Linked DNA regions of Homo sapiens: all the other regions are linked to region 1. The links are chromatin loops, found by intact Hi-C in ENCODE. Cell type or tissue: Caco-2. All regions are shown on one strand.

The links. A loop is a pair of places that touch in the nucleus more often than their neighbours do. Peaks named below come from ENCODE experiments on the same cell type or tissue, not always from the same donor. Only the 100,000 strongest peaks of a DNase experiment are listed, where the experiment ranks them.
Region 2: it touches region 1 in a loop (10-fold over the local background); 17 of 110 quality-filtered maps call a loop at or near these places.
Region 3: it touches region 1 in a loop (8-fold over the local background); 10 of 110 quality-filtered maps call a loop at or near these places.
Region 4: a loop joins it to region 1, with 14 times the contacts of the local background. A loop is called at or near these places in 72 of 110 quality-filtered maps.
Region 5: a loop joins it to region 1, with 17 times the contacts of the local background. A loop is called at or near these places in 24 of 110 quality-filtered maps.
Region 6: a loop joins it to region 1, with 5 times the contacts of the local background. A loop is called at or near these places in 2 of 110 quality-filtered maps.

Annotation. Positions count from the first base shown.
Region 1 is chr3:181,706,769-181,711,768 of GRCh38, reverse strand. The region is part of intron 6 of SOX2-OT (SOX2 overlapping transcript); the gene reads right to left. Among named protein-coding and RNA genes, the nearest start is that of SOX2, 2.7 kb to the left of the region's middle. RefSeq lists silencers at 1-3, 3,514-3,808, enhancers at 1-561, 562-1,415, 3,511-3,907, 2,924-3,921 and a promoter at 1-616. In Caco-2, a CTCF peak has its summit at 2,049 (motif pointing left); a DNase peak (open chromatin) is centred at 2,038; H3K4me3 peaks cover 809 bases.
Region 2 is chr3:182,488,696-182,493,695 of GRCh38, reverse strand. No RefSeq gene overlaps it. Among named protein-coding and RNA genes, the nearest start is that of LINC01994, 4.8 kb to the right of the region's middle. In Caco-2, CTCF peaks have their summits at 2,608 and 2,879 (motif pointing right); no DNase peak of the experiment used is centred here.
Region 3 is chr3:181,946,154-181,951,153 of GRCh38, reverse strand. No RefSeq gene overlaps it. Among named protein-coding and RNA genes, the nearest start is that of LINC01206, 3.7 kb to the left of the region's middle. In Caco-2, no CTCF peak of the experiment used is centred here; no DNase peak of the experiment used is centred here.
Region 4 is chr3:182,255,903-182,260,902 of GRCh38, reverse strand. No RefSeq gene overlaps it. Among named protein-coding and RNA genes, the nearest start is that of LINC01994, 230 kb to the left of the region's middle. In Caco-2, a CTCF peak has its summit at 2,124 (motif pointing right); no DNase peak of the experiment used is centred here.
Region 5 is chr3:182,615,710-182,620,709 of GRCh38, reverse strand. No RefSeq gene overlaps it. Among named protein-coding and RNA genes, the nearest start is that of LINC02031, 26 kb to the left of the region's middle. In Caco-2, a CTCF peak has its summit at 2,370 (motif pointing right); no DNase peak of the experiment used is centred here.
Region 6 is chr3:182,163,026-182,168,025 of GRCh38, reverse strand. The region is part of intron 4 of LOC105374243 (a long non-coding RNA gene); the gene reads left to right. Among named protein-coding and RNA genes, the nearest start is that of LINC01206, 210 kb to the right of the region's middle. In Caco-2, no CTCF peak of the experiment used is centred here; a DNase peak (open chromatin) is centred at 2,565.

The DNA.
Region 1 (5,000 bases):
GGGGCAGGCGAGGAGGGGGAGGAGGCTCCCAGAGCCAGCCTGCCAGCCACTGAGAAACCTTTGTATCCCCTCTCGCAGCAACAGGTCACACCACACGCCTTTTCGAAGGAAGTGGGTAAACAGCACTAAGACTACGTGGGTTTTTTTTTCTTTAAACTTAATATTGATTTACTTTTTGGTGCAGGGTACTTAAATGAGGATGGGACGCGGGAAGCAGCTAAGGTGCGGGGGTGGGGCAGGGCACAGTGGGTGGCTCAGGGCGGCTGTCCAACTCGTATTTCTGGAAACAGCCAGTGCAGGAGTTGGTGTGTCATTGTTCTCCCGCTCATCCACAGCACTCCCCCCCAACTCCAGCCCCTCTGGTGCCGCTCCCGTACTGCGCTCTTCCGCTCTCCTCTCTTACCTTACAGGTGCCAACACTCTCTCACGCCCTTCTCACAGTCCCGACTAGAAGTTAGGAGACCCAAACCTCTGTCCTCAAAACCTTCCTTGCTTCCACGTAACTTGCTCTGTTCTTAAAAATAAATCCTGCTCGGACCATAAGGCAGACTCTAGAGCTGAGAACCAGCAGGCCTTGGTAAGCTGCCATCTCCCTGTCCAACTCAGCTCTTTGGCCCAGGAAACTGCAGCTCTTCCTCTTAGCCCCAGCCACATCTCCCACTAGACTGTCTTCATTCAACCGTAGCAAAGGGGATGCTTCTACTGTCTGCCCCCACTCCCCATTCCCATCCCATGCCTCCCCGTAAGAAGGGTTTCGGTCGTGCGGCTTTCAAATGGGGGCTGGGGAAAGACACAGACGGAAGGGCGCTCAAAAGTGCAGGCGATGGGGGAGGGTGATTTCAACTTCCTGGCATCCCACGGCACTGTATGGAGGTGGCTTTTGGGCCGCAGTCACAAACTCCCTCCCACGCAGAGTTCCCAGGACTCCAGCAGAACCAGCCCTGGCATTTTCCCCGTAGATTTCCATTGTGGTGGCCGCAAAGCCCAGGCCGCGCAAGGCTGGGGCTGCGCCGCAAAGGGGCTCAAGGCCTGGGAGGCGGGGTCGATGCTCTCCAGGCACAGGTGCAGGCAGCGCACACTGGGAGAAGGCGGCCGGGACTGGGGAAGGGGGAGCCCAGCAAGGCCCGGGTTAGAGGAGGATGAGATGGGGGCGGGGGTAGGGGCTCAGGAATCTTGCCCGCCCAGGACCCAAGAGGGTAATTTTAGCCGCTCTCCCATTGTCCCGACGTAAAGATTTCAATAGGTAGGCGCTCAATGCGGAGGGCAATGGCAGCACGTCCGTTACAAATAGGTAGTTTTGTTTCTCTTGTTGTCGCTACACGGAGTCAAACAAAGCCTCGTCTAAGTTTCCTTCCACTCTCTTGTTGGGATCTTTGTGGCTAAAATGCACTTGACTACAAAGGGTGGGGTGGGGGGGAATAAAGAAAAAAAAACCTGATGCCATTTCTTTTTTATAAAGGGCTTAAACCATCAGGGTTACTTATTTTCTTTCTTCTGTAACACTCTCTCCGCCCCCTCCTCCCCTGGTCTACCCTTACTCACCCTAAGAAAATGTACTGAATAGTATCTACCAGCCACGTTCCATTTATTATCTTTACAAAACGGTGCATTGTTTTGTTCCTTACTAACCTTCTTCCCATAATCACTCCCCCGACCCCCAATTTCTCCAATCTCTGCCCTCCCTAGCCTGTTACTGTCAAACTCACACTAAATATACCCACTGGAAACTCAGAAAAGTTGTAAAAAAAAGAATTCTGCAGACTTTCCTTAAGTTATTTCCAATCAACCTTCCTGCCCCCCGAAGGTTCTCCTTTTTCTCTCAAGTTATGGCTTGTTTTAGTTCTTGGGAACCCGGAAAGGGTGAGATTGGGTTTCTCAAAATGCATACATATTCGGCGCTCTTCAAAATACAGCACTGTTTTCTGTTTAATCCAGGTGTAATATTAAGGTAAACACGGACCTGGAGATTAGGAAAGAGAAAAGGTTGAGAAGATCTGGGGAAGAGAAGGCGGCCACCGGCTTTTCAGCGCGGCTGGTTTCAGGGATGTGGCTGGTGCGCCCCCTGCTGGTAGATTCGCTTTTCCAAGACTATTGCTTTTACCTTTAAAAGAAGGTATTTGAAAATAATTAAAGTAAAAAAAAAAAAAAGAGGGGGATGGAAGATCAGACTAATTATACATAATCTAAACAAAAGAAAAGTTAACATATCTTATAAGCTGCGGAACCAAATCATAAGAATCAGATTTAATTTGCCTAACTTAGAAATATACATACAACCTCGAGGTAAGTGGGAGGTTAGACCATGGGAAAAAATAGGTACAAATTATGAGATTCAACATGTGAATGAATTATGATTGTCCAGACGCCACAAAGGGCAGACCAAGAATTCACTTTATGATTGTGTATGCATCGGTCTGCTTAATAGCATTATTCTAAAAACTTTAAAAAGCTTGTGGATAATTGTTTGAAGAAACAACCAAGGAATTGGTGTGGATAAGGGTGGTGTATATTTGTTAAAATAAATACTAATAACAGACGGTTATAGACACAAATCTTTTAAATCTCGTTGCCTTTCTCTCAAGGCACAATTTTTTTCCTTGGGAGGATATATAACAACTTTTACACATTCTCAGATGCATGTGTTTGTGCATGAACTCTATAATAATGTATTTAAGAGGTTAAAGGGGTTGGCTAGGTCTTTTATTAATTGCTTTTATCACATTAATAAGCTATGGAATTACGTTACAATTGTGTTATCATTGGTTGCATTTATTTACAGCTTTATTTTAATTAAGCCTGCTGTACTTATCGAGACAATAAACTAACTGTGGCTGGCGATTATGCATAATAATGTGCTATGAAAATAAGATTAAAGAAGATGGTGATAGCAGGAACATTTTCTCATTAGATTTTTTAGAACATATGCATTTTAAAAAATCAGATCACTGCCCACTCTATTTCAATCCAGCACCATCACTGATCCCTAAATATAATAACTATAACGATTCCAATAGATGACAGAAGCAACACTGTTTTAGGTTTGTAATAGACAGCTACAGTACTAACAACAATATACCATTGACTACTAGACAATCAAAAAAGACTTGGAACAGGATGCTTCATCCTCTGAGAATCTAAAATGTTGCCATTGGCACAATTTACGAAAATTGAAAGTGCTTAATCTAAAGGGAGTGTAACACTTCCCTTCCACGGGCAACAAAAAGCTACATACTTTTAGAGCAAGATTAGTAGTTAGTAACAAAAATGCATGACTCCTGGAATATTCTGATTTTATTTTGTTCTATTATAGGCCCTAGCCAAAAGGCCTTAACTGTTAAGTGTAACTCAATTTTATTTCAAAATCTTGCACATTGATTTTTCTCTCCTAAAGTCTCCTCAGCACTCCTCAAGTATTATATCTGAAACCAACTAACAATTTTGTGGAGACAGGGGACTGTAGACTTATTTTTTCTTCTTAGTGTCAAATAGAGGTTTAACTTGCAGTAATTAGGTGAGAACTAGCCAAGCATCTTACTATTATGATGCTTGTTAAAAAACGCTTCTTTTCTGCATCTGCATTTGAGTGTGTTCCCCTCCTCTCTTAATCTTCTTATGGAAATGAAGGCAAACGGCAGGGAACCTGCAGAGTCTTGGAGAATGTCCTTGTTAACTGGAATTTCTCAGCATTGCTAATTAGCAGAGTTTGACGACCACCAGTATTGGGGGAAAGCTCTGTTTAACCACTCACAAACCATTCTGAGGAAGAGCAGACTAATTTTATTTTGTAATTAAAATCTGAAAAGGGCCCTATTTGACAGTTAGGGCTATGAGAGTTTTATCTCCCCGTGAAATAATTACTGCCTTGATAACTCAATTTTCTGAAAAATGTCAACTGTAGGCTCCAAAAGTTTTAATTTCATTATGTAAGGAAAAAAGTGAGAAAAATAGAAGAAAATGTACAGAAAGGTTTTCTAATTCTAGAACTGGTTAAATATACAAGCAGCCAGATGTGGTCAAATGAAGGTTTTTTTTTTTCTTCCCTTTTTTGTCATGTTTCCTCCAAATCCTAACCTTCCCACAATCTCCTCTAAAAGTGACCATAGCAGCAATCATACTGCAGTGAAAGAGATCATACCAGTAGTCTGGTAAGTGAAAAGAAAACAAAATTAAAAAGCTAAGTGCAGCAACTGGAGAAAATTTTCTAATTTTAAAGGCCAAAAATAAAGGAAAATTTAAATGTTTAGGACAATGCTGGTACAATTTGGTGAGATGATATTTATATTTATCCTGTAATACAAGAAAATTGAGAATTTCAGAGTAAGGAGACTGGCATAAGCCAATTTTTAAAACATTTCCTTCTCCTCTGTAAGTCACAAAAGATCTCAGTCACTTCAAATTGGAGCATGCTACACGACTTCCGGAATGACCAAAGCTTGATTCTTCATTTCAGAAACAAACACATATAAATGAAGGTAAATAAGTGCATTAGAAGATTTTTTTTCCCTTAAAAGAGCATTGCATACTTTCCAAAAACAATTAACAAGAAATAAGCTGGAAAAGGTTAGGATATAGAAAGTAAGAGCAAAAATTCAAAACTGAATTGTACCATTGTCAAACTTCATTTCCTTTAGACTGTGAAGGATCCCTCATAGGAATTCCTAGAGGGGATAGACATCTTAATTTTTATAACACAATTTTCAAAATGATAGAAACTCTTTCATCTACATTTCCCCCATTTTTTTCCTATGTCAAACTTGTCAGATTTTGGAAGTGTGAAGGATTAGTGACAGTAACTATAATGAATGTTTCCAGATGATAAAAAGAATAAACATATATCTCTATCCCTTTCTATTTACTAAGATAGAGATATGCATATGGCTGCATGGTACATTGGCAATTTCAAATTGCTTAATCATATTTTTTTCTTCTTGTCTGTCCCTTCAGCACCTTGCCTTTAATTTCCAGAAGTGGTATTACACTTAACAAATGAACAAGGGATA
Region 2 (5,000 bases), 780 kb before region 1:
ATTATTGGTAAAATTTATTTTCTCTGCCTGCTTCAACCATAAGTAAAGGAGAAAAATATTGGTTAAGATGAAACCCGAATGAACTAATCTCATTGTTTTTGTAAATTTTCCAGTTTGCAAAGTAGGTTTAAAAGTTTTGCAAATGTTTCAGGAAAATTTTGGAAGAAGGACTTCAGGTTTGACTTGAACGATCAGAATTTAAATTCCTGTTATCTGTGTGTAAGGTGTGCACTTGGAAGTTAAGAATTCTTTTGTATCCACTTATCTAATTTAGCATTCCCAAATGATGTTCATTTGCCCATCCATCTTAGTTTTATCCTCACCGTTATCTTTACAAAGGATGATAATTTTTCACAACAAGTACCACGTGTGTGTTAGGGCCATTGCCATTTCAAGTGTTAAGAGTGGTTCTAGGCTCGGTGTGGCGGCTCACACCTGTAACCCCAGAACTTTGGGAGGCCGAGGCAGGTGGATCATTTGAGGTCAGACGTTTGAGACCAGCCTGGCCAATGTGGTGAAACCCCATTTCTACTAAAAATACAAAAAAAAAAAAAAAAAAATTAGCCAGGAGTGGTGGCACACACTTGTAATCCCGGCTACTGGGGAGGTTGAGGCATAAGAATCGCTTGAACCTGGGAGGTAGAGAGTGCAGTGAGCAGAGATTGCACCACTGCTGTCAGCCTGGGTGAGAGAGCAAGACTCTGGCTCACTAAAAAAAAAAAAAAAAAAAAAAAAGAGTGTGGTTTTATTGATATCATACTTGTTGGGTGGGTTAGTCCTGTGGATATAGCTTTTATTTTAAGTAAATACAGAAGTACTTAGAAAGTGCTAGCACTTATGCTTGTAATTTTTCAATTAGGAACAATAATATGTAAAACTAAATTAAATTTTCATCATTAACAAAGTCCTTTAGTTCTCAAGTGGAAACAATTTAAAACTCAGTTTATTTTGTAACATTTTTGCTGATGAGTAGTTTTTTTTTTAAGTATGGGAAACATGGCTTTTTTTTTTTTTAAATAGAAATACAACTAGTATTTTAAGTTCTGTTTAGTATAACTTTCTAAATTAAGATACTACCCATGAAAACAAAAGTCTCATTACCTTTCTGGTGACATCTAAGCGTCACCTTAACAAATTGGCGTGTGATATCAGACTACGTTACTATGACCATATATGAAAAATTCTCAACTTTGTAATGATTATAATCTTACCTGTCTTCCCTATCACTATGCCCGTTTTAAATACTTATTTTAAACCAAACGAAAAATCTTTATTATAGAGTGTTACAGAATGGAGGATTTTTAAAAGAATTATTCATAAAATTATCCATTTTTTTCTCAAGAAGATAAAGTGCACTGACTATTACGTACAGGAATTGGTGACTTGAATTTTATCTTTTTGAGCTGTAATTTCAATGTTGGAAACAACTTTAGAGATCATCTAACCCTTCCCTCTTAGAAGCTTTAGTAGACCGACCCCAACACTGCACACAGCTAAGACTTGAGCCTGGATTTTCTCTCTAGGAGTCATTAACCAACCAAAGCTCACCATTTTTTGTTCACTTTTTGATCAGATCTTGGACACATCAAATCTTGATTTAATAAACATTTAAACCACTTGAGAAATGGATTGCTGTTTTGCTTTGCTTAGCTGCTGCAATCAAATATGTACTGAGTCTCCTGTGCACATGATCCATGCAGCACTGTGCTGAGTCTATGAAACCACAGAACTGGAAGGGACCTTGGAGATTATCTAGTTCAATTGCCTTGGCTTTCAGATGGAGAAAATGAGAAGTGAACGGGTGTCACAGGGCCACACAGCTAGCCATCATCAGATCTGTGCCCCTATTCCAGATGGCCTGACCTCGAGTCTGGTCCTCCTATTACTATGCTATTTCCAGTGCAGTGTACAGTTCCGAGGGTATAGTCAGGTGTTCAAACAAGGATCCAAACATTGCTGAGGCCTATTGACTTTTGTTCCTGTTGCCTTATGGGTGGTTGGGACATTGACAAAGCATAAATATTTGCCAAAGAATCATGAATAAGCTCAGCTGGGAATCAACTTTGATATGCAAATGACAGAGGTGGTTATAAACATGAAAAAAAGTTTTTTTTTAAATTAAAAAAAAATAAGTGGTAAAGCACATGGGGTCAGGCAAGCCATTTAAGAAAATGGCCTTCTCCATGGCATCTCATTGCTCTGGGAATATTGCAGTGGAATGGGAGCTTTGATAATCTCTGTGAAGAATAATGGCAAGGGGAAAGAAGGCTGCTTGTCGACAGTAACCTACAGACAAATGAAAACCCGGGCTGTGTCCTGAGAGTTTTAGGTAATCCAGGCTCATAATTTGATTTGAGAAGAGCTACTCCAGGCTACTGTGTAATTATAGAAGCATTCACTCGGCTGGCTCCTGTTCGCCTCATCACGTTCTACTTCATTGCCCTTTATACTAAAGCCCCTGTTGATGAGAGGGCGGAAACAGTAAGTACAAATAAAGCAATTAGCAGGTGGGGAATGCTACCACTGTTTAAGGATAACATACAATCTTTATTGGTACTTATTAAGTAGAAGTCTAGAGCTTAGAGACAAAGGGAAATATCACAAGCCACAAAAATGAAAAGGAGTGTGGGAACAAAAAGAGAATGGGGAAAAATTATACCAACATTATCTACTTCATATTTCACAAATCTTATCCCAGATGCTGGTTTAAAAAATACTATTAAACCTCCAGTTTATTTATATTATAGTGAGTTACGTTCTCAACTAAAATTCACCTTGTAGTTTTCTTCCTTCTTCGGACCTACTCTTTTATGATGTGAATTAACTTGAAAAACATTTTAAACAGTTACTGTGTTCCATTGAGTTTTGAATCTGGGTTGTAGTTAAATCCGCCAGCAGAGGGAGTTAGGATAATTAACAAATCTTGGCAGGTCCTGACATTTAGAACGTAGATTCATAGGCACTGTTGGCAGCACTGAAAATGCCCACTGTAGATAAGGAATATAATGGGCAAAAGGAGGAAAGCAAGAGGATTTCAAGTGTTGTTGAAATCCCAGCACAGGATATTGAAGATGGACAAGAAAATAGGGCACAGGCTTTCTACCTCCATTTGCAGAGTAATCCACGCACTCTGATTCTTGGTTTACTTATCTGAAAGCAGGGATAATATAACTCTGTTCATCCAGAATGCTATAATTCTCATATATTGGCAGATAGCATTGCTCTTCATGCTCTAGCCTTATTTCTTCTGCCTGAGCACCAAGGTAGAGTATAAATAATTGCTGTGCTTCTCAGAGCAGCCACAAGAAGATGTCGCTTGTATCTGATTTGGGCCTAGTGCCTTTGTCCTTGCACGCCTTATTAATTAAAGCTCTGCTGTCAACTTCAGCTACCTAAACAGGATACAGTCTCCAATTTGAATAGATTTCCAAGCAGTCAACTTGAAAGAAAGGTATGGGAATTTGCAGAAAAATCAATATGTTTTTCCTTTGCCTTAGTAGCAGGAGGGTACTTTGGGCAGAGACGTGTACAGATACCTAGAAAGATAAAGTTTTACACTGGCAGTAGAAATTAATATTGCAAAATTAAATCTTTATCTTCACCCTAAAAAACTTAGCTTCTTTTAGGGAAAACTTCTGGTTCTCACTTCAGGTTTTACTCATTCCTTCTCTTTTTCATCCTCTATCACCTAGCAGCCACTTGAGGCAGACCCAGAGTGTCAAAAGTAAAATCTCTTGGACAATAATACTGAGAAAAATGTTTATTTCACCTTTGACCGAAATCACAGCACCTTCATGGGACATTATCTCAGTCAGATCAAATGTCTAAAGATGATTGTGACCAGGCCTTCCCAAGTATCATTCAAGGGAGGTGACTTATGTGGGCAAAGCAGGGAAGAACAGCTTCCAGAAGTATGCAAAATGCTTAGCACTTAGTGTTAACATCTTTGGTACCTTTTGATAGTGCTAGTAAATATATAAATATGCACATCACGAATTTTCTTTTGGAAAGTGTACATTATGTATTTAAAACAGATTTTATTTGAGGATCACCAATATGCTCATGAATTTTTATGATCCCAGTCCTATATGTCCAAAAACATTGAAATTCTCAAATGACAAATACTAAGCCATAATTTCATAAATATACAGAATTTTCATTTGTAGTCTCTCTCATTTCCATCATCATCCTCTTCATAATTGCCACTATCCACTGAATTTGTTTTAGTGCTTCATAGTTTTAAAGGTGTTTCATAGCCATGAACTTACTTAATTCTTAACAATCTGTGAATTTGACAGGTGATACAGTATGATTTTGCAAATAAAGAAACAGACACAGAGAAGCTCTGTGACCTACTTGGGGATGGCTCTGTCTGGGATAGTATTTAAGTGTCTAGGTCAGTTCGAATCGGGTCTCCATCTATTATCAAATGCAAGAAACTGGAAATAGTTTCAGTAACTATTCAGCTCTTGTGTATTATTAGTACTGAGTAAAAAAACAGAACAAAATATTCACACATACTCTTGTGCCTGGGAATCTTGGTAATTTAGAAATGTGGCAAGTGGTAGAACAGGATACAGAGAGTATAATTCACCTTTCTACCCCTCCCTTTCTCACCTCTGCGTCTTTCCTTTTGTGTCAGATTAAAAAATAAAGTAATGGGCAAACCTAGATGGTCGTGGTTGAGCAGAGAGACTTGTGATTGTAACTGCTTAAACCTGTGAACAAGACTTCAAAAATAATCCCTATAGATGCCTCTCTTCTCTAAGATCTCACCCCACTCTGGGGCACAAGAACTTGGTTGTACTTTTGGAAAGGCTGTCAAGAATTTTTCTGCTTTGGCAAACCCAGAGGTGCACCATTTCTGCTGTAGAGTTCATCTCCTCCAATGTAGACTCCTAGTAAATTATTTTTCATTACATATTGATACGTAGTTCGCCTTTGATCATTGCAATTTATATTTGATGACAAGGAACCTTTCCAAGAACATACTCATTGAC
Region 3 (5,000 bases), 240 kb before region 1:
GGTTGAGAACCAAGCCACCCTCCTTACAACAGTATGTGGAGAGAGAGAGTTTGGGTACTGCATCTGCCTCAAGAGCCCCATCCCACCCCACCCACAACGCCTTCTCATGGCTTCCATGAGAAGCCATTTAACAATGGCTGAAGATGCCTGAGAAGCCACCCAGCCAAAAGAACCCATTCAAAAGGACATCCTGGATTTGTTGCATATCATCATGGATTTAGCTTAGCAGCCACTGAGAACAAAAAGGATTTAAATATATATATGTATAGCTGATGATCCTAAATTAAAAGGCCCTAAAAATATTAGTGTATGAGTTCCTTACCCTAGATCATATATTGTACTAAATACTGAGGACAAAGATAATAACCCTCCCCATCCCTCAGGGAACTTCAACATGCACCAAAGATAGACCCTTATATATTTAACAGAAAAGCACAATGGCGTGATAAAATTTAGGCATGAACAGATCATAATGGGAGCATGAAGATGGAAATGACTGCTTCTGCCCAGTTTAGAGACATTGAAGGAAAAGGGGGGAAAAGTCTCCGTAGAGGAAGGAGCATTTGACCTGGGCTTTTAAAGGAGGAGGAGGAGCTTGACAGATAAGAGAATGGAGCCTCTGGTAGAGGAAACACAAAATAGCAATGGGACATTAAAGTAGGGACCAAATTTGCAAAGCAGTTCTAACATGACCTGTACAACAGTAATCCTGTGTTCATGCTCCTCTATGGTTTGAGTTGCTAGATGTAAAGATAATGTATATTAAACATCTTTCTTCAATCTTGCCAGATCTTGAAAATCAAGTTTGTAACTGCATAAAAATGGTCTGTTCCCCAACTCTGTGACCTAAATCTTTTGCTCAAATAATGAATACCAATTTAAAGAGCAACTTAGAGAAAGTTGAGTGACAAAGTGAAAAGAAAGTAGTTCAGAAATGGAGTGTGCTTTCTCACAATCATTCCATTTACTCTAACTGCACAGTCTTAAGCACTAGGACTTCAAAGATGAATTAAACATGACTTCTCCCTTCTAGGAGCCCACAAATAAGTGAAGGAAAATACAATGGCTAAGAAGCAAGACATGCATTTATCTAGTGGATACTGAAGGACTGGAGCTGGTTAATGACGATGTTTTCATCAGTCTGGGGCAAAATTAGCAAACTTATTCTCAGCTTTATCCTTCTTACCCAGAATACATCCTCTACAATTGCTATGTGACATTTTACATTTCTAAAGTGACATAGGGTCTGCACATCTCAAACTGAGTTTTAATTTTTAGAAAAGTAAATGCATTTACATTTTCTACATTAAAATATCATTTCTTCTCTGATATAGTAGTAGATGGTAATTAGGTTATTTAAATGGCTTTACTAATATGTCACTTCCATGCCGTTCCCCAAAAGATATTTACCAGTTCCTATAAATGCAAAAAGTATGAAAACTTGCAGTCTACACCACACCAAACAAAATGTTTCACTAAATATTTTTAAACTGTGTTTAGTAATGATTTTGGAAATGTTTAAATTCAGCCATGAAAATAGATCCCTATTACACACAGATTTAATAGACTAGGTATTATTTATTAACAGGCTAGAAATATAATTGCAAAAACTGCCAAACCAGGATTTAAAATAATGATTGTGAGACCCACAAAGAAAAAGCAGATTATACAACATTTTGTTTACTGCATGATATGTGGCTAATATATATTTTTCACATATATTCACATATATATATACAGGAAAAGAACTGAATGGAAATATACATATACATATATGTGTGTGCATATTATATGATTTTTTCTTTTTACATATCTACATTTTGAAATTTTTATATTATGAATCTATATTGTTCTTATAAGAAAAATATGTATTTCTGGGCCAGGCACGGTGGCTCACGCCTGTAATCCCAACACTTTGGGAGGCCGAGGCAGGCGGATCACAAGGTCAGGAGATTGAGACCATCCTGGCTAACATGGTGAAACCCCGTCTCTACTAAAAATACAAAAAAAAAATTAGCCGGGCGTGGTGGCGGGCGCCTGTAGTCCTAGCTACGCAGGAGGCTGAGGCAGGAGAATGGCGTGAACCCCAGAGGCGGAAGCTTGCAGTGAGCCGATATCGCGCCACTGCACTCCAGCCTGGGCGACAGAGCGAGACTCTGTCTCAAAAAGAAAAGAAAAAAGAAAAATATGTATTTCTAAAGAAAAAGAAATATATATTGATTTTTAGAGAAAGTACTTATTTAAAAAGTACCATCAATGTTTTTTAAAATGAAAATTTTAACCCAACAATTTACCTTCAAGACTCCGCTAAGGAAACAAGAACCAGAATTAAAATGCAGAATATAAGATTTGTTAATTCACTCAGTAAGTATTTACAGAACACCCACTGTGTCAGGCACTGTGTGGGGCAAGAGGATTTCAGCTATGAAAAAAAAACAAAAAAACAAAAAAACGAAAAAACAGTCCTCTGAGAACTCAAGATTAGTGGTTCCTAATTTACAACAGGATCACCTGGAGGGTCCTTTTATTTTTTTTCTTAATAGCCACCTCCCTCTTCAGGAATCTAGGGTGGAAGAGAGAAATCTGGTTTAAAAGCTACCCAGGTAATTCTGAATCAGTCAGCCTGGAAGCAACCTTTGAGCGCCCACTAGTGAGGTGGTGCCTTGCCATGTCCTTTCCAATACTGAAAAACTGAAAACCAAGCACTTGTTGGAAAGTAAGAGAAAGTTTTAATAAAGTAAAGGAAGTTCACATAATGAAATTTTATACAGACATTAAAAATCCTATTTTGAAATACGGTTTAAGATCTAGGGAAAGTCTCATGATAAAATGGTACTGGAGAAAAACACAGGTTAGAAAGTTGTATTCAATATGATCACAATTTTATTACATAAAATGTATATGTAGAGGAAAAGAATAAAGACTAAAAAAATTGTCTAAAACATGAACACTAATACATATTATCTTACAGGAACATGTTTTTACTTTCTGTTTTCTATTTTTTCAAATTTCTTTGAATTTTTTCCAAATTCTATATAAAATAAACATGTATTACTTTAATAATCAAGAAAAAATTACTTTCCAAAATAACAAGGAATCATCATCTCTTCCCACCCCCACCCTGATGGCAAAACATGGGAAATCAGGATAACATGGCAGCAGAGACATAGGCCTCCCTGTCCAGAAAGGGCCTGGATTGTTTGCAATTCCTAGGTTTATGAGAGACAAGACTTTATGAAGTAGTTGTGATAATCCTCGTTTACAGATGAAGAGATAAAGCCTCAGAAAGCTCCATTCTCTTCTTACTCAAAAAAGAATGATTGTGAAGCCTTTAAGTCAGGCATTGTTCACAGTGTGAACAGGGCACAGTCCCTTCCCACTAGGATTCACAGACTAGTAACTAGACACTCAGGAATGTGCACAAAGCTAGAAAGTGGCAGAGCCAGGATTTGAATCCAGGTCCTTCTTGTCTCAGAGCTTATGCTCTTTTCCCTGGAGCACTGTTGGACCTAACCAGGTGTCAATATATATTAGACTATTTTAGGTCCCAGCTGGGGCCCTCAAGGCAGGGATGAAAGGAGAAGGTCATCCTGCTCCAGCTTTATCTTCAGATCTTCCTTTGTAATCACCACCTGCCATCACTGAATGCATCTATAAATCTGGAGTGACACAGGGTTTCCACCTCTCATCAGAGAGTGGGGAGAGTTTAAGGATAAAAATAAAATGATTTTCTCATAGATGCCCTTTCATATGTCACTCCAGTGCTCAAAAATGTTTCAAGGATTCCCCACTGCCTACTGGCATGGTCAGCCTCCATATCAAAGACGCTCCATGACCTGTCCCAGTGTTCCTCTCTACCCTTCCCACGATGCCCCTTAACATCCATGAGTGCCTTGCCCTTCATCCCCTCCAATCACTGGGCTACACATATTTATTGGCTCCATGGCTTTGGGCAGCTTACTTAATATATATTTAAGTCCCATTTCCTCATCTATACAAAAAGAATAGCATTATCTCATCCCAATTTATTAAGGATTAAATAAAATGTTTCCTGTAGAGCACTTAGCAGGGTGCTAGCCCATAATATTAATAAAGCAATCAGTAATGTTAATTTATTGCTATTGTTTTGGCTGCTATCTTACTTTTTGCTTTCCCTTTTCCATATCCATATTTTTCCCTTTCTAAGTTGCTTTTCTTTTTCTTTTTTCTTTTTCTTTTTTTTTTTTTTGAGATGGAGTCTCACTCTGTTGCCCAGGCTGGGGTGCAGTGGCACCATCTCGGCTCACTGCAACCTCTGCCTCCCAGCCTCAAGTGATTTTCCTGCCTCAGCCTCCTGAGTAGCTGGGATTACAGGTGCGTGCAACCATGCCTGGCTAATTTTTGTATTTTTACAGGGTTTCACCATGTTGGCCAGGTTGTTCTCGAATTCCTGATCTCAAGTGATCCACCCGCCTTGGGCTCCCAAAGTGCTAGGATTACAGGGTGTGAGCCACCAAGCCTGGTCCTGAGTTGCTTTTCATGTTCCTCCTCTTCTTCCTCCTCATAACCTAAACCGAAACTATTCAAATCCCAGCTTCTTCCTGAAAGCCCTATAGGGCAATCCTAGCCCACAGCAAATACTCTGTCCTCTGAACTCTTTCTGTAGAAATTCAATTTTGCACTGATAGTTGCCAGATAACCTATGGTTAAATGTTCATTCTCTGGTGTAAAGCTACCTGAATTCAAGTCTCTGCTCTACTCTTCACTAGCTACAGGTAAGTGTCTCTGCCCAGAGTTGGTGTCCCATCATATTATGCTGTCCTGCAGAGAGACCATCAGACTCAAGCCTGCTAGCCCCATATGCTGTGCATTGCAGCTGCACTGTCAAGAGTAGAGCCCTAGGCTGGGCGCGGTGGCTCACGCCTGTAATCCCAGCACTTTGGGAGGCCGAGGCGGGCAGATCACGAGGTCAAGAGATTGAGACCATGCTGGCTAACACGGTGAAACCCAGTCTCTACTAA
Region 4 (5,000 bases), 550 kb before region 1:
GTTCAGCAAAGGTCAGGGAAGGTTCTAATACAGAAGGAACCCAAAGTTTCAATGAGAAGTCGTGGTGCTCCAGCAATACACGAGCATGTAGCTTAGACAAAGTGAACTCTAGCTTTAGCCAAGAGCAATTTTATGACATGGGAGCCCCAGTCATTCAACTGAAACTGGTCACTTATCTTGGATAAATCCGTGAGCAGTTGAAGACCTGCTGAATATCTTATTTAATTTTATTCTGAGGAAGAAGTGGCACCCCTCAACCCCCATGCCAACTGTTTAGATCAAATGGGGAGGGAGGACATAAACAGCAGGCATGGGACCTGTCAGATAGCTTTAGAGATTAACTTTATGGTTTTTCTCCTATACACCAGAGTCATGGCTGTAGAGGCAGCTCATGAATTGACCAGACCCCAAATGGCAACCATGTTCCCATTATCCATCTGTTGTGTTCCTCACAAAGGTTTAAGTACAAGATTGATTATGCATGTCTGACAATGTGAAGTACCTCTGAGTAAAGAAACTAGAAACAGTTTCTCACTCCGGACAAAAGAAAGATGTACATCCAGAAGATAAATAGTGAAAATCTAGGCAATAAATACATAGGAGATACCTATGTTGTTGTAAAAAAAAAGGGAACAGTTTTTGAATGTTCTGAAAATTTTAATACCTTGATTTAAAGTGCCTATACAAGTTGATTTTAAAAATAAGTACGTAAAACTCTCTTCAAAGCAAACACAGCTAGTGAGAAACCACATCTCACTGAAAACAAGCTTTATGTGGAGAAAAGTAAGGAATTGTTACAGCACAAATCTGAAATTAAACTCACTGCAACTAAAAGGAAAAATCAGATTGTTTGCTCAGATGAAGAGTTTATTATGTTGGCATAAACAAAATGAAAATATTTTCAGTTTTGAAAAGACAACAAAGAGGGAACGGTTTTGCATGGATGGTCACGGAGAGGGGGATTAAAAGCACAGAGGTGCGGAGCATACGTGCTGCTGAGCTTCTCTCTGTGCAAGGTGGAGATTAGACTCACGGAAACTCTTGCTGCTGTAAACCCGAGGGGACGCGGTTCCTGACTCCTCCACCAGCTGCTGCCCAGCCGGCTCCAGCACAGGCTGCCCAGGCCATGCTTCCTGGCCGAGGGCCCTCCACGTGGGCGTCAGCCTAGTCCGGGAGAGCTGGCGGCTCCACGATGGTAATGTCTAACCCTGCATCCTTCCTCGGGCGCCACCTGTTTCTTTCTCTGTGACTCTTTTTTGATTGGGAAGAAAGATGTTTTGTCAATGATTCCTGACTCCAGAGAATTTTAGGAGGGTCTTCTTTCTTTCCCTCTTCATCCTGAAAGGGGACTTTGCTTGAAATTTCCTCAGTAGAAAGAAGTCAGAAAAATAATACCTTCACAGTATAGAACTTTATCTACTTCAAAGCCCTTTCCCATACTTTATCTCCTTCAATACTACCCTATGAGGTGGTAGGGCAGGTGTTCTTAAGCCCCATTTTGCAGATGATGACCCTGAGGCTCAGAGAGGTTAAATGTGTTGCCCAAGCTCACACAGCTGGTAAGTGAAGTCCAGGGTAAGAACTCTGACTCCTGGCCTTGAACTTTTTCAGATTTTATCACAATGAGCATGTGCTGCTTTCTACAAAGAGATTTGGAATAATATAGATGACAAGATGTATTTTTCACTTCTTATTTACTCGTGTGTATTGCTACTACTGCCTTATTTTCACATTCCAAAGTAACTTATTTATTATTCATCTTCTTGAGAAGTGGGTAATTATGTTTTTATATGTTTTCTTTTAGATAACTATAGCCCTGTTGTGGGTTATATGCTACTTATGTGTCCTTGGGATCTTTCGATAGATAGATGATAGATAGATAGATAGATAGATAGATAAACAGATAGATGACAAAGATATGCAGACATGTACTTTTTGATATTGACAGTAATGTATTCATTTGTATTTGTTTCCCAAAGAAATAGTTTTACTTGATGGTATTTTGTGTTTTTCTCTAACTCTCATTCAAAACTTATGCAAATTGTTAATGCCCAAAGATTTTTGAAGAAAAGAATTTAGGAGAAAACCTTAACCACGTTACACCCAATATCTTCCAATGATTTTAAAGTTTCACTAGAGGGCACTCCCACTTCATGGCCAGAAAGCAGTCAGGACAAAGGACCATAGTGGTTTGGATATTTAACTTGCTGTACATACTATTTTGTTTTCTCTTTCTCACTCTCTCTCCTCTTGCCTATTGTATAAAAACTAACGGAAATTATACAGGTCTTCCTTTAAACATATAAATAGAAATGAACTACATTGAAAAACTAGCAAACATCTACAACTGTGAATTATGGTTCACCTTGTGACATAGAGCATATTATTCAAAATCTTCTGCATTGAAGTTTTGGTTGTCAACATAAATAAAAGTATGAAATATAGTGTGAGACATTAGCGTACTACATTAAGTAATATGTCCTTTATTGAGCAACCTGGGGAAGAAAGCCAATAACTACCCAGCACTTATTTCCAGCTTGTAGGATCATCATGGTCATCTTTTCTGGTAAATCTTTGGGTAAATCCAAATCACAAAGATGTGTAGGGTCAGAAAATGAGAATTAAAGGAAAATCCAAATGGATAATCAAATAATATTGCTTTAGAATAAATTAAACGTTAGGCCCCACTTTTTAATGTATATATTTTTATGTATTAAAGAATCTGAAGATTATTTTAAATACATATTTTAGCAAAACAGTAGAGCATTTCTTGTGAGAGGAAAATAAGGTATTTCAAAGTTAGAAGGGAAGTAGCCATTTGCCAAGTATAGAACCCCACAGAGTCCTTAGGCTTGAAGTTTCAAACTGATTTCAACCCTTTGGGGGTTTGAATTTCTCTACTGTTGGCAAAACACAACTTCTTGCTTCAAAGAGAAATGGCATTAAGAAGGCCTGTTACAGAGAGACTCAAAAGACTTGTTGGACACCAAATCACTCTTACAAAACACCATTTTGATGAGTTTAGTAAAAATGAATCACAAACATATGGATTAAGTTTTTCTTTAAAATTATATTGGCTTATAAAACAAGGGAAAGGGGGCATGGTAAAAAAAAAAAAAAAAGTTTCAAGCTTTGCAAAACTCCAAAACATTTGAAAAACGGATTAAGATGCTGATGGACCCAGGGAAGCAACTGGATTTTCCCTGTGCTAACTTGAACCATCTTTATTTGATTTAAATTCATATCAAAGGCAAAATAAACAATATGACTGTCTGCCATTATTATCCACAAAGGGAAACACACATTTGCTTCTTAACCATCCACTTACATGCTTCGGTGAAATCGTAGGCGTATGTGTTTATTTCACAATGATGTAAAACTTAATTACTCATATGACCTAAAAGGTTTCATATTATATGAATAGAATGCAGTGCCTCTAATGTAGCCTAAGCTGAGGACTCCTTGGGAAACTTATCCCAAATAATTAATTACTGGAGTTAAATTCTTTTCTGACAACTCTAGAAGTAAAGTACACCTGATGTGAAAGACCTACAATGGCCATCATGTGGGGAAAATTCTCACTCCAATGGGTGACACCAAAACAACTTTACTACCAATCACCAAACCAACTAAGAGTGAATAGGCTTAAATAAATCATGTTTTAAAGGCATCTAAGGTGAACAACAAAGCAATCCTAGGCAATCAGGAATTGATGACAGAAATCACTAAAAATTGGCAGATCCTACTGAGTTTTCTCCCCCTAATCCAAGTAATCAGAACTGAAGTACAATGAAAAAGAAAAAAAAAAAAAGAAATTTGAGATGCAACTAATGGATTTTATAAGTCATGAAATACAAAGTTTCTCCTTTCCGCCAATGAATCAAGGGATATTATATGATATTATATGAAGTTGCCTTTATCATATATATATATATATACACACACACACATACATATATACACACATATATATACACACATATATATGTGTATATATACACACACATATATATATACACACATATATATATACACACATGTACATTTAAATATTTTAACTTTACTCTTATAAATGTTAAATAATCATTTGTAGCAAGAGTAGACAAATTTCAGAAGTTCTATCTTTAGATATATTTCTAACAAATGTTACCCTTTTATATAACCAAATAAAAATGTTTTCCCCAGGAAGTGTGGTGATGAACAGTTGGTCTATAATCAAAAGGTTCTTTCTATGAAGCATGTTCAGCTTTCCTTTTAAACATGAACATGGAAAATAATACCAACTCTACCAAGCGTTGGATTTAGCCCATTATCATGTGCAAATGTACCTGCCTATTAACTTACAGATTGGGCAGGTATTTTACTAAGGTGCAGTATTTCTGTCCTGGGTCATAGCTTGAGTTATTCTCCCTTTCAAGGTCCCCAATGCTTCATCTGTCACTCTTATTGTCAAATGTTCTATTTTTCCTGTCCCTGCCAGCAGTGATTTCAATTTGGGCTTGACTTCAAGACAGGCCACATTGTATCTGTGATGTCAATGGAAAGGGGATAAAAGTCATTAAAGATATTTGTTATTTTGAAAGGTTAAAAGAGTTTTTCTTGGTGGGTAACACTTTCTCTGGAAAGAACCTCAACTAATTGTCTGACCAGGGAATGCGCACCTAAGTGAGAAAAAAATATACTTAATAAAGCATTGGCGTCTATTATTTTTCCCCTTTTATTGTCCAGTGCCTCTGGGCCTGGTGGGCTTTCTGGAGGCATCTGAGCTCAATATTCCTTCAAACAGCAGAGCAATGATTACACTGCTGGGCTGATTCTCTTTCTGTCTGCCCTAGGTAAGGGATTCTTGCTTCAAACACCATTTATTGTAGAAACTGTTGCTAGGGTTCTAGAAATTGTGTGTATCCTTAAAAGAGTACCAAAAAGACAGAATTGGAGGTTCACATAAAATACCATTTTGTTGTACTTAGTACCCACCTCACCTAACATTCACTGCTCCA
Region 5 (5,000 bases), 910 kb before region 1:
TTACTTCTTTTTATCATCTGATGGTATTAAGGCTTTTAATGAAAAACGCTATTTTTTTCCCCTCCCTTCTTTGTTCTCTCCTTAGCTTTCCTAAGTGAGTTAAGGCACTCTGAGTATGCCACACCCTGGTTCCCTTATTCTGTAAGACCGCAGAAGAGAGAAGGAGCCCAGATGGCCCCAGGTGGGCTACTAATCCCAGGATTTTGAAATCTTGAGTCTGGCCTCTGGAAGAATTTCCCATTCTGTACAAAGATGAAGAATATACTGTTCCTTGTTCTGTTAACCTATTTTTATAAAACAGAAGGATTTTTTTCCTCCCTACTGAAGGTAAGTTTTACATGCAGATCCTATATGTATTTTGCTAGACATATGCCCAAGTACTTTTTCTTCCTCTTTTTTTGGGTGGTATTGTAAATGGTATTATTTCTTAATTTCAAATTCTAGTTTTTCATCGCTGGTATGTAGGAAAGCAATGAGTTTTGTATATTGACCTTATATCCTGCAACCTTGCTAAACCTGCTTAGTAGTTCCAATAATTTTTTAAAGATTCTTTGGAGTTTTCTACTGTAATAATCATGTCACCTGTGGTAAAGACAGTTTACTTGTCCCTTTTTAATATGTATACTTTTTATTTCTTTTTCTTATCTTACTGCACTAGCTAGGACCTTGAATAGGTTGGTGAAAGAGAATATCTTTATCTTGTTACTGATCTCAGGGGAAAGTATGCTATCTCTTTATTTTTTTGTTTATTTATTTTTATTTATTTACTTTTTTATTATACTTTAAGTTCTAGGGTACACGTGCACAACGCGCAGGTTTGTTACAAATGTATACGTGTGCCATGTTGGTGTGCTGCACCCATTAACTCGTCATTTACATTAGATATATCTCCTAATGCTATCCCTCCCGCCTCTCCCCACCCCACGGCAGGCCCCGGTGTATGATATTCCCCACCCTGTGTCCAAGTGTTCTCATTGTTCAATTCCCACCTATGAGTGAGAACAGAAAGCATGCTATCTCTTACCATTAGGTATGTTTGCTGTAGGTTTCTCATGTATGCCACTCCTGCCGCCCCCACTTTTTTTTTTGAAATGGGGTCTCACTCTGTCACCCAGGCTGGAGTGCAGTGGCATGCTCTTGGCTCACTTCATCCTCCGCCTCCCAGGTTCAAGCAATCCTCCTGCCTCAGCCTCCTGAGTAGCTGAGATTACAGGTGCCTGCCACCACGCCTGGCTAATTTTTGCATTTTTAGTAGAGATGGGGTTTCACCATATTAGTCAGGCTGGTCTCAAGCTCCTGACCTCAGGCGATCCACCCACCTTGTCCTCCCGAAGTGCTGGGATTACAGGCGTGAGTCACTGCGCCCGGCACCCCTTTTTAAATTAAGAAAATCTCCTTATAGTTCTCATTCTTTGAGACCCACAGAATGGGAATTATCTGTTTTAATCTAATCTATCAAGAGATTTGATTTATGGTCATTCCTGTCAGGCTGGGATGGTTTGGAGATGGTAGAGGGAAAGAACATTCCACCCCTGAACCCTGTGGTAATTGTTCTCTGAGTCAGCTCTCTGCCGTCTGTGGCCTCCATACCTCGTCATGAAACCAGAGATCTCTAGCAGCTGCACTGGTGAAAGAGGCAGCAAGAGGTGGAGTGATCCACTCACCTTTAAATCTGAAGGGCTGCCACTTCTTACCTGTGTGAACTTGGATGAATCCCAAAACCTCATTTCTAAAATCAGGACCTTGATTACATTGTAGGCACATGAAGATAGCCTGAAATGATAGTAACTCTAAAGTACTCTACAAATGGATCCTTTAGATGACAACTTGTTAGAGGGCAGGATCCATGTCAGTGCATTTTAGTATCCCCTAAATAGTCTGGGGCACAGTAAATGCTTAATATGTGTCTAATGATTCTGTTATTACATATATTTGTCCCTCCGAGATCTCATTGTTTGCCCTTGGGCTGTGTGGGGGGTACTACAGAGCAGGTGTTACCACAGGGGCTGTGTCAGAGTCTATGATTTCAAGCAAGTCACCAAAGCTCCCTAACCAATAATGGGACTCTGGGTAACCAAGTGAGATGCCCCAGGTAAAGCTCTCTGCAAAATATCCGCTCTCTGTAAATGCTGAATTAATGCCAGCTGTTATTTTTACTTAGGTAAGATCTTTATTAGGGAACTAGAGAGGGAAAGCTGTGGGGTTTGGCGTTTATTTGTTTGTGATTATTTATTAGTGTGTCCTGGAGGAAACTTTCTTCTTTGCTCATGGTTGACAACAGAGGGCAAAAATGAAGGCAAAATGTGGCCTAATGCTGTCAGTTGGCCGGTATTTTCATTTGTACAGATTACTAGTTTTCTTCTTTTCCTAGTGTCCTCTGGCCCACTAGGTGACACTGTTTACTCGTCTATGGTACCCCATTTAGGACTTTCCACAAATCTTATTTAAAAGTAGCATGTTTTGTTTGGGGTGCTGGGGAGGGGGAAAGCGTGTTGAGAAGGAAAATACAAATGAACCGTCAGTGGCTAAACTTTGAGGTACAATTAGGGGCCAATTGTCATCTATGGTTATGTGACGTTATGGGCTAGTTTCAAACTATTTTTTAACGAATTTTAAGAGCAACATGCAATTAGTTTCCAATTCTATTCCAAGAAATGAAGGAAAATTGACTTCCCCTTCCCAAGCCGTCACCAAACCAAAGGATAAAATAAACTGCTGTGGCTTTGAATGTAGAGTTGAGTAGATGCTCTTGAATGATTGTTTCCACCTCATTCTTCAATGATAGTTAATGAGGGCACAGACCACTAATAAGCAGTGGAAGCAGCTTCTAGGCTAAGCTTAAATTGGGCCTTCAAATCTAATCAAAATTAGTCACTGCTGAGAAGAAACCAAATGTGGTGTGTCCATTCGGATGTGGAGTTTGGAGAGGCCCTCCTTGTTTTCCAGGTCAGTTATGATTCCATTTCTGCATTGCTATATTGCTACGCACTCACAGGAAGATGACATTTTTTTGGATCCCATCCAATTGAAACTTGTGATGATTCTAAAATGACACATGTAACTTTTGGATAGAAAAAAAATAGAAAATGAATTTCTTGCCTTGCATTTTCAGGCTGTGAGCCATGGGAAGCGTGTCAACCATGTCAAACCAAAGGATCAAGAAATTGAAGATTCCGTTCACTTGCCTTGGAGTTTGAGGTCTGTGTTTTCTATTTATCCTCACCTCTTCATTGTCTATTATAACTTTAAAATTAACTCATTTATGCTGCTTCTGTTTATAAACTTAGATTGTTTTTTTTTTTTTTTTTTTTGTCCTTAGAAGAAACACAACTAAAATTCTCTAACAAATATTTCCCAGTTCAGAATTTTCCTAAAGCTTTCCTGGCCTCCCTGGCTAATGAGCTCCAATTTTCTTTGCTTTTCTGTGTGTCTACCAGCACGCACCACCTTTAGTTGGTGTGTGATAAACAGCTTAATATAGTCACAGTTTTGGCAGCTAACTTTTGGATGACTGTCACAAGGCCCCCTAAAATTGGAATTAAACAGATTTAAAATGAACAGGCAAACTCCTGTGCTTGAGAAAAGAGGATATTTTCATATGTTGTGAGCAGTAGTTAACCCAATGTCTTCTATGTATTTATGCCCTGCTTTATTTAAGTAACAGTAATAACTTTAATCATTATTAGCAGGAGCACTGTTAAATACTAAGCACCTCTCTCTGAAATGGGACTTCTTCCAGAAAAACTCTTTATGTGAAACCAACACTGTGTAATCAACAGTTGCATGAAGAAGTCTGGGGAGCAGAACATATAACAACAGCCTCTGTTCTCTACGCATAGCAGAACGGTAGAGGCTGAAACATGCATTTTGTTGCTTGATTTGGTGTGTAGAGCACCCGGGACATCTGGGATTTGCTTCCTCGAATCTCCAGCTTGCATGGTCCTCTGATGAAGAAAGGAGAGAGCAGGAAAAAAAAAAATGGAAGAGGAGGACAGAGAAAAAAAATTCAGGTCTGGCTTCGGTGCATTTGAATTCTAGCTGTCTGGGGGCATTCTCCCAAATAGCGAATGCTAATTATACTGAGTGTGTCAAATTGTGTCGTACTTTTGTAAATCAAACAAATGTTCCCAGGAGATAGGCGGGAGGCCACCAAACCCTATTCATTTATGATGCAACCTGAATTTAAAGCCAGGACTCTAGAGGGGATAGGTTACTCTGAGTTTATTTCATCTTCTGACACGTGCCTTGCACCTTCAATGTTACCCTGACATAAGGACTGCAGTCTTTCACATAATGCTTTTATTTAAACAGTTAATATGCTACTAGGGATGGCCATAGCACTTTTTAGAGACATTGAGGATAAACATATTGTTTTGAGGGACATAGGTTGTAGGGCTTTTCTCTGGGAAAGGAGAAATAGATCATAGTGCCGGATCGTTCTTCCTAAAACACCTCTGAGAGCATTTTCCCCTTGCTCTTCAAATCCTCCATGCTTTGCCCTTGTTTACTAAATGATGCCTAAACTCCGCTGAGGCAAAGCGTTCCCAACCTGGTGCTCACTGTTGCCTGTATCTCACATGCTGACCAGATGGGACTCTGCCACGTTTCATGGATGGATGTCATGGATCTGACTCTCCCAGTCTTTGCTGATGCCTGTCATTCCTAATTTCTCGGAGGCCCTCAGGGACTCTCCTCCCTAAAACCTATCTCTTAATCATTGAAATCCTGCTCGCCATTAAAGGACCAGTATAAATACCACCTTCTTCAAGAGGTTCACCTTACTTCTTCTCTGTCTCCAGCTAGAAATAATTTTTCATTTTTCTTTACTTTGTGTTTTTTAATGGCACATGAATACTGCTTTGGTTGATAGGTATATCTGTATGTAGCATCTTTTCTACAAGATAACAAGCTCCTAGGAGCTGGGGATTAGATAATCTGCATCTGCTTCAGATTTGCACAGCATCATGTACAGAATACATGGTTATAAATATTTTTTGAGT
Region 6 (5,000 bases), 460 kb before region 1:
TGAGAACAGAGAACTGACCATGGACGTGTCAAATGAAGGACATCAATGACTTTGATAAAATCTGCTTCAGGGAGTGGTGAAGTGAAAAGTCTGATTGAATGAATGGGTGAAGAGAGAATGGGAGTGAGAAAGTGAGAACAGCAAATACAAACCACTCTTAAGAATTTCTGCTGAAAAGGTAAGCAAAGAAATGGGGCAAAAAGAGGAGTGGAAAATAGAGCTAAGGGTTTCTGCTTTTTTTTTTTTTCAAGTGGGTGATGTTAAGGTGTATTGAGATGCCTAGTGAAAGGATTCATCATTAGTAAGTAACTAATGACGAATGAGAGAGACGAATAATCGCGAGGGCAAATGGGGATGTGGATCAGCGCGGTAGGTGCAGAGAGAGGCTTTACATAGAACAGAGACTCTGCTTTTCCTTCACAGGAAGAAAAGCCAAACATAGGTGACGACTGGTCGTTTTGATGGAGGGTTGGTGTTGCTTTAATTTAAACCCATTGTTTTAAAAATATAGTTGTCACCTGGAAAAATAAACATGCCTAAGCAACCAGGAAAGTGTTATGGAAGAGAACAGGGTGGAGGAGTGTGTGTGGCGGGGGGCCAGGGAGAGTGGGGGAAGTGAGAAAGGGATGGTATGAGATCTGCTAGAAATGAAAATATTCTATGTTATACAAGAACTGAATAGAAAATCTAGAAGTAGGACATAATACATATGATAACTTAGTGTATAATAAGAATAGCCCTTCAAGTCATCAGAGTAAAAATAGGTTAATCAATAAATAATGTTGAGTTTTATTTCTAGCTGTTTGCAGGAATAGGAGATTTGATCTCTGCTTCACTCTTTAAAACAAATTCCAGATGGAGCAAACATTTAAACATAGAAAATACCATAGAAATATTTTTTAAATGGGGAATTTAAAAATATATAGTTTTGGCATGGCAAAGATATGGCATGAAACTCAGAATCATAAAGGAAAGAAATAGACTAAATTCAACTTTATTCAAAAATGAATAAAAATATAAATCAAAAATTAAAACATAATAAAAAACTAAATCAAGTAAATAAAGATGCTATTCTATGAAAAATTCCATAAATAAAATCAAAAGATAAAACTACAAACTAGCAAATAACATTTGTAATGTCTATGACAAAGGGCTAATATTCTTAGTATGCAAAGAACTCTTAGAGATCAATAAGACAAAGAGAAAAAAATAATCTAACAAAACAGGCCAATACATAAACAGGAAGTTCATAGATAATTGTCAATAATCATGGAATAATATTCAACTTCACAAGTAAAATAAGAAATGCAAATTAAAACAATGAGATATTTTTCACCTGACAAATTTAAAATTTTGAAAATATCTAGTTGGTGAAGAAGCGAAGAAACAGGCAATTCAAGAAGGGCAATTTGGAGAAGCTTAACAAGAACAAGATTGAAACAAACATGCACGTGTCCTCTGACCTGGTAACAGCACTTTAGGGACTTTAACTATGAATATTCTTGTAGAAGTATACAATGAATGACCAAGAAGGTTTATAATGGCATTATTTGTAATTTTAAAAATTGGAAATAATTTTTATCAATAGGATATAATTTAATATACTATAATATTCAAAAGAGAATTAAGCCGAACTATAGCACATTCACGCCATAGAATATTATGTAACAATTAATAAGGATGAAGCATAATGTATATGGATAATATGAAAAGATAATATATCTTAAGTCAAAAATGTCAAACTATGAAAACTTGATCCCACGTAAGCTTAAAAATATGCCAACATATGTTATATTTGCATAAAAAACCTGGAGTATACATATTGAATTATTTACATTCATTTTCTCTGAGGGATGCAATTAAGATTTTGGGATGATGATGAGATGCTTCACAGTATTTTTTTTTTTTAACTATGAAAATCTATTATTCCTATAGTAAGAGAATTAATTGATTTAAAAGTTGCATCCAGAAGCAAGCATCATAATTCAGATATTGTCTAAAATCTAAAGAATGCAATTTGTGGCTAATATTTCCTTGATCTAGACACTGTGCTACTCTCTTTCAATGAAGCTGTCTTGTCTTTTCTCAAGTCTTAATCTTCACTGGATGATTCCAGTTTATTTCAATTCCATCTGAATTATAAGATTCAGGACCCTTCAGCCTTCTAGACGCCCACCAGCAGAGACACTTTAGTGTGTCACCCTTATTAAAATGTACTGTTTTAAAAGACAGCTGGATCTGAACACAATATCCCAGATCATATCTAAGTGCAAAGGTAAGGAAATGATCGCCTCCTTTATTTTATTCTTTCCTTTGGTTATTTATTTAAGGTGTACGACATGGCCATTAGTGACAAATGTGAGACCAGCATTCAAGTTTCTGTTCTGATTTTGAGCTCATTCATTCATTCATTTGTTAAGTACTCTTGGAGAGTCTCCTGGATCCCAGGTTCTCTCTGCAGTTCTGGCATACAGTCATGAGTAAAGCAGGCTAAGCTCCTGTGCGACTGACTGTCGATCACTTTGTCATAACTGTGGGTCAAGAGCTGCTCCCCAGATCGTTGCACAAGAACTTGACTGACCTGTACAACATGTCAGTGAGCAAACTTCCCTGATTAATTATGATCAGCAAAGTGCTTCAGTGGGAGCTTAGCAGGAGCTGACATAAGCACTTTCTAACCATAGATTTCAGTGGAATTTCAACTCACATATCTCTGACTCACTGGAAGTTTAAATGCCTATTGAGCTGTTACGACAGAAAGACTTGATATCCAAGATTTTTCTGTCATAGCTATGAGTTGAAAGGGTAAAGACCCTCTCAGTCTATAAATAAATAAATAAAATCACAATTGATTCTTCTTTCCTTTTTAAAATTCAAGCATGTCACATCTTAGCCAGTACCAAATTTGGTCCTCCAACTCTACTAAAATTGATTGGGGCACTATTATATAGTATTGCATTTGATAGTAAGTATGAAGGAAAAACTTCCCTCCTGCCATATGTGTCTAATTTCAGATACACAGACATTTTGAAATATATTTATATATTGGGGAAGAAGGACTAGATTTTTCTGAACAACTCATTTGTAAAACATTGAAATAGGTACCCTACATATGTTGTTCACTTTAATCCCACCCAGATACCAAAGAAGGAGCTGGGGCTTTGGATTTAGAGACAGGGCTTATATCCCAATCCTGACATTTATTAGGTGTCTTGTTAGTGACTGGCCTAAGCCCTCAGTTTATTTGTAAATTAAGGGTAATAGTAACTGCCTACCAGAATTGTGATGAGAATTGCATTTGCTGTAGTATGAGACAGGGCCCAATCCTGTACTGGACATACAGTAGCTATATAGAAAACATTAATCCTTCTTTTTTCTCTTCCCCTTCCTTTCAGACACTGCTTATTTCCACATGGGTCAAGAAGTCTGCCTTACAATCTGGGTATAGATTTCCTTTTTCTGCCCAGACCTTGCACAGAGGCCTGGTCAGTCCAACTTATTCTCCCACTGGCCAGCTTTATGATCACTCCTCCTCTTTCTTCAATAGATGCTCCTAATTTTTAAATCTATAAAGCTTATTACATATGTCATAATGGGAGCTGGATTCAAGTGGGGTCTCTTGTAGTCATTTCTAGTGACTTACACAGTCACTATTAAGAAGGTACATATAAATGCCCACAGTATGTTATTACGTGAGTAAAAGCAAGTTGCCAGATAATATGTCAATATAATTTCATATTGAGTTGTAAAATACCTATCTAATCTATTTGTTTGCACATGAATGGAAAAAATTTTGGAATGATAAACATAACCAACAGGGTTTACTTTTAATGAGTGGGATGGGGAGGTAGACAGTAAATGCTTTTTTTTTTTTTTTTTTTTTAGAGACAGGGTCTCACTCTTTTGCCCAGGCTGGAGTGCAATGGCACAATCACTGCTCACTGCAGCCTCAACCTCCCAGTGATCCTCCTGCCTCAGCCTCCCGAGTAGCAGGGACTACAGGTATGCCCCACTATGCCCTGCTGATTTTTATATTTTTTGTAAAGACAGGGTTTTGCCATGTTGCTCAGGCTAGTCTTGAACTCCAGGGCTCACCCACTTCGGCCTCCCAAAGTGCTGGGATTACAGGTGTGAGCTACCACACCTGGTGGGACTTTTATTTTTTTACCTAACTATACTGGTGTGTTATTTTACTTTTTCCATAAAAATTATTTATACAACAAAAAAAAATTTTAAATATAATGAAGAAAAATGTGTATTCAATGTTAAAGGACCTGGGATTAGATATTTGAAATGTTTTCTACATAGGTAGCAGAATGACTGAGTCTCTCATTAACATTTTTTAATGATAAAATAATCTTGCCATTTGACTATGCACAAACAAGACATCTTATTTTATATTATTTGATGTATCACATTCTGAACTCATAAATCAGTTAAATTTGAGATGACCATTAACATTACAGAGCTAAGTCACCTGCCAAGTGAAACCTACTCTTGACTTTAAAAGACAACACTTCACAAACTAGAAAGCACACAAGAGTCGGGCAACATAAAGTACTTCTTGGCATCGAATTCAAAATAAAAGCAAAGCATTTTTATTCACATTCAACTAATTTTTACAAAACATGTACATGTACCTCATGGTGCTGTGCATTTTTACATATGTTTCTTATTTGGATCTCAAAACAACCTGGTGAAATAGACTATGCTAGCTTTCTTCACAGATGAGCAAGCTAAGTTTTAGTAGAGAGACTAACAGTGACTTGCCCAGGATCACTCAGCTAATGATCCCAGAGCCAGGACATAAACCCTACTTTTTTGGCTCAAAGATCTGTGCTTTCTACTTGACAACATATTGCTGATGAAGATATTCTGGTTAACTCATGAATTCCCAAGAACATACACAGGGAACCAAAAGGATTCCTGAAATCAACTAGCACACTTTTCTTTTTGGGCTGTAGTAAAGATCTTTTGTCTATTCCCGTTGTACCCATTCT